2 separate regions of the Homo sapiens genome follow, and region 1 is linked to region 2. Evidence: read pairs that join two places in POLR2A ChIA-PET (ENCODE). Cell type or tissue: A673. All regions are shown on one strand.

Evidence for each region. ChIA-PET counts read pairs that join two places held together with the same protein. Peaks named below come from ENCODE experiments on the same cell type or tissue, not always from the same donor. Only the 100,000 strongest peaks of a DNase experiment are listed, where the experiment ranks them.
Region 1: POLR2A ChIA-PET joins it to region 2 with 18 read pairs; 3 of 35 experiments call an interaction of 5 or more read pairs at or near these places.

Annotation. Positions count from the first base shown.
Region 1 is chr10:34,757,067-34,759,566 of GRCh38, reverse strand. The region is part of intron 1 of PARD3 (par-3 family cell polarity regulator); the gene reads left to right. Among named protein-coding and RNA genes, the nearest start is that of PARD3, 57 kb to the left of the region's middle. In A673, no CTCF peak of the experiment used is centred here; a DNase peak (open chromatin) is centred at 986.
Region 2 is chr10:34,853,810-34,856,309 of GRCh38, reverse strand. No RefSeq gene overlaps it. Among named protein-coding and RNA genes, the nearest start is that of PARD3-DT, 39 kb to the right of the region's middle. In A673, no CTCF peak of the experiment used is centred here; no DNase peak of the experiment used is centred here.

The DNA of each region.
Region 1 (2,500 bases), 97 kb after region 2:
ATCGGAATGTTTGATTGCTATGTGCATCATCCTTCAGTGAAATGTTTGAGGTGGAAAGTTCTAGAAGTTTCTTTTTCCCTTTTGTTGATGCGTGGAATAGATACCAGTCACTTTTAGAAATACTTGGGTGGTTCTAGCTAAAATGTGATATTCTACTTTAGCAAGGCCACTTGTGAAACAGTTCTCAAGAGCACAGTGTATCTAGTAAGTGCTTACTCATTGATTAAATATTATGTACATTGTTTTTCTTCTAATGTGATAGGACCATTTAGGACCTAAGTTTAAAGATTTACACGTGTGAATAAAATCCGTTGCATACCCTGTTCTGAGCCAGTTTTCTATGCCGTAGTATATTTCTTTGGTTCCTATTAGAAAAAAAAAAGTGCTTCATATCCAATTCTCATTGAGTTGTATCTATTCTCAGTATTGAGTTTTTTTTTCTTTTTTTCTTTTTAAAAAAGTTTCAGTATTGAATTTTGATTACTGGAAGCCATTTAATTTTGTCTTCATTTATTTTAGTTTTCATTTATCTTCAGTGCCTATGATTCTGTAGCTTTTTCCTTCCGCCTCTTTCTATTCTTTTTGTGCAGCAAAAATCATCCTCCATGTCATAGTCTTTGTTTGCATAACCTGTTCTGTCTGACACAACCATCTATCATGACCTAATTTAGCCGTTTCAGTCACACCTAGTATAATTTATACCATGGGGGAATTTCCTGTGCTGTTAAACCTTCCTTGTCATCCGTCACCAACTTAAGGAGCTTCCAGGTGTGCCCTTTCACAGGGTGGGCTTGGACTTTTCTAGTTCTTGCATTTTAGGTAGGAGCTGTTCTCAGGAATTTTTTTCTTCTGTGAATGAGTAAAGTGAAATTAATCCAAACTCAGTGCTTCCAGGATTAAAACACATTTCCATATTACACTGTCTGTAAGTTGAAGGGCCTTAGTGCTTGAGTGCCCCAACTAGAAAATGACTCATCATGAGGTGTCCTTCTGTAGACAGTGTGACGTGATAAGAGGAAGAAGGAAATTGTGGGCAACACAGTGACTTCCCAGTGACAATTCACTTGCCTCTCCTAATATCCTTCATTCCAAAGCTGCTCTTCTGCAGATGGTTATGAGGCATAGTGTGGTGGAGTGGAAAGACTTTGGAATAATGCTCTGCCACTTTCTAGCTGTGTTATTTGGAAAAATTGCTTACCTCTCCCTGAACCTGGGTTTCCTTATCTGTAAAATGGGGAGCATACTACCTTTCTTGAAGGGATTTGTTAAAAAGAATGTGTAAAATAACATATAGCAGTGGCATGTGGAAATTGTTGGATACTCCAAAAAAGTTGATGTGATTTTAAAACTTTTTCTTTACTCAGCTAATGTTTATCCTAGCTTTTCTCATGTTAGTACTAAGCCCTGATTGCATGAGGTTTTCTTAAAGTGGCCCATGTAGATAATTATAGCATTTTCTAGCATTTCATAGTTTAGGCCAATATTGGATTACAGAATGAATACTTTGAGTGCTTGCAAAGGGGTCAGGAACAGATGCATTTTTAGGAGTATCAAAGTCTGCCAATAAGGAAGCTGGTTTAGGAAATTAAATTATATGCCCAAACATTTTATGTCTACAGATGCAGGTTTATCTAGAAGAGAGGAGAATTTTCTAATAGTATACTGAAGCATCATCAGCAGAACCCTTCCAGTGCAAGGACAAAATGGGGCATCGTTTACTCTGAATTTTATGACCAGCGGCAGAAAAATGTGTCACTGATGAGGTTAACTGGGGACCAGAATCCTGGGCATGGTCCTAGTTGGCATGAGTAGAATTTGCAATGGTTTTCAGGATGTATTTTCTTCTTTTTTCTTTTCTTTTCTTTTTTTTTTTCTTGGAGACAGGTTTCGCCCAGTGGCACGATCTTGGCTCATTGCAACCTCTGCCTCCCTTGTTCAAGCGATTCTCCCACCTCAGCCTCCCGAGTAGCTGGGTTTATAGGCGTGAGCCACCGTGCCTGGCTAATTTTTTTGTATTTTTAGTAGAGATGTGGTTTTGCCATGTTGGTTGGCCAGGTTGCTCTCGAACTCCTGGCCTCAAGTGATCTGCCTGCCTTGGCCTCCCAAAATGTTGGGATTACAGGCATGAGCCACCGCACCCGGCCAGGACATGTTTTCTTAAAGACAATTTAAGAGTCAGGAAGTGGAAAAGGAAAGACAGGTAGATGAAGGACAGGCTGTAGCATGTCACACCTCACAGTTATTTGCAACTTTCTGTTAACCAGATACTGTGTTAGATGAGAATAAGAACTTAAATTTTTTATTTTTAGTGCTGACTAGTAATTAACTATAATTTTCAGTCATGATCACTGTGTTTGAACCTCCTGTGCAGATATTGTGGAAATATGTATTTTAGATGTGAGGAAGTTCTAATATAAATGAAGGCTCTAAGTAAAGAAAAAGATGCAAAATGCTGTCATAGACTTCGAAAACAGATTTGGATAAAAAACATTGCACCTAC
Region 2 (2,500 bases):
AGGTCCCGCTCTGTCACCCAGGCTGGAGTGCAGCAGTGCCATCATAGCTCACTGCAGCCTCTACCTCCTGGGCACAAGCAATCCTGCCACCTCAGTCTCTCAAGCAGCTGGGACTACAGGTGTGAACCACCATGCCCAGCTAATTTTTAAATTATTTTTGTAGGAGTAGGGTCTTGCTATGTTTTCCAGGCTGGTCTCAAACTCCTGAACTCAAGCAGTCCTCCCACCTTAGCCTCTCAAAGTGCTGGGATTATAGGCATGAGCCACTACATCCAGCCAACATACATTACCTTATTGAATTCCCTAAATAACACCAAGAGGCCAATGTTAATCACTTTCCCTCCTTCACATGACAGATGGGGAGGAGAAGTGATAACCATAAGCTCTGTCTAGAGTTAAAAATTTATAAACCGGCCGGGTGTGGTGGCTCATGCCTATAATCCCAACACTTTGGGAGGCTGAGGCCGGCGAATCACAAGGTCAGGAGATTGAGACTATCCTGGCCAACATGGTGAAACCCTGTCTCTACTAAAGATACAAAAATTAGCCGGGCATGTTGGTGTGTGCCTGTAGTCTCAGTTACTCTGGAGGCTGAGGCAGAAGAATCACTTGAACCTGGGAGGCAGAGCTTGCAGTGAGCCGAGATCGCGCCACTGCACTCTAGCCTGGGTGACAAAGAAAGACCCCATCTCAAAAAAAAAAAAAAAAAAATTATAAACCAATGATCCTATAAGCCTATCATGATCACCACCTTTTCTTATTAAATGAAAATGTCCAGGCAGGGCACAGTGGCTCATGCCCGTAATCCCAGCACTTTGGGAGACCGAGGCGGACAGATCATCTGAGGTCAGGAGTTTGAGACCAGCTTGGCCAACATAGTGAAACTCTGTCTCTACTAAAAATACGAAAATGTAGGGTTAGGCACAGTGGTTCACGCCTGTAATCCCAGCACGTTGGGAGGCCGAGGTGGACAGATCTCAAGGGCAGGAGATTGAGACCATCCTGGCTAACACGGTGAAACCCCATCCCTACTAAAAATACAAAAAAATAGCCAGGCATGGTGGCACATGCCTGTAATCCCAGCTACTCGGGAGACTGAGGCAGGAGAATCTCCTGAACCCGGGAGGCAGAGGTTGCAGTGAGCCGAGATCGCACCACTGCACTCCAGCCTGGGTGACAGAGCGAGACTCCATCTCAAAAAAAAAAAAAAAAAAAAAATTAGCCAGGCATAGTGGCAGGCACCTGTAATCCCAGCTACTCGGGAGACTGAGGCAGGAGAATCTCCTGAACCCGGGAGGCAGAGGTTGCAGTGAGCCGAGATCGCACCACTGCACTCCAGCCTGGGTGACAGAGCGAGACTCCATCTCAAAAAAAAAAAAAAAAAAAAAAAATTAGCCAGGCATAGTGGCAGGCACCTGTAATCCCAGCTATTTGGGAGGCTGAGGCAAGAGAATCACTTGAACCCAGGAGGCAGAGGCTGCAGTGAGCCGAGATTATGCCACTGCCCTCTAGCCTGGGTGACAGAGAGAGACTCCATCTCAAAAATAAATAAATAAATAATAAATCAAAACGTCCAATTTGAATATATCTTAGACAAATTCTAAGCCTACTTTGAAGATGGTCAACATGTTCTTGTCTTCCTTTTCAAGCTCTAATTTTAAAGTTTGTTTTCTCAGCTGACTGGATTTGTCTTTGGGCACCCTGGAGGTGCAAAGTGACATCACCATCTGATCAGCATCTAAAAACATTTTGGCTCATTTAAAAAATAGAGATTTTGAATGTGCCCTCTTAGTTATATTTGCCCATCTGAGCATGCTGCGTGAAAACCCTGGGTAGACAGCCTGTTCTGCAATTTGTTTTTAAAACAAGCTTTTCGTCTTGCAGGCTGAGAGGATTCTGTTTAAAGGGTGTACACTGTGAATCACAGTTTCAAAGGAAGACGGCAAATATGAACCTCAGCCAAGCAATTTGTGAAGCTGGATTGCTGACAGAAATCCAGGAAGCAGCAGAAAAACAACAAACAAAAGAAGAGCTCAGGGGCTGCGTGTAACCTGGAGGAACACAGTAGGATGAGCCCCAGGATGAAACGGGTGATGTGAGGGAGCAGAGGTCTGATGAGGCAGCCTTGTCTTGAAAAGCTGAGAAGCCCAGCCTCGGGGACAGAGTGAGACTCTGTCTCCACAAAAAATTTCTTTTTTTTTTTTTTTTTTTTTTTTAAGACAGAGTCTTGCTCTGTCGCCCAGGCTGGAGTGCAGTAACGCAGTCTCAGCTCACTGCAACCTCTGCCTCCCAGGTTTAAGGGATTCTCGTGCCTCAGCCTCCCAAGTAACTGGGATTACAGGTGCCCACCACCACGCCCAGCTAATATATGTTATTTTAGTAGAGATAGGGTTTCACTATGTTGGCCAGGCTGGTCTCAAACTCCTGGCCTCAAGCACTCTGCCCGCCTTGGCTTCCCAAAGTGCTGGGATTACAGACGTTAGCCGCCACACCCAGCCTC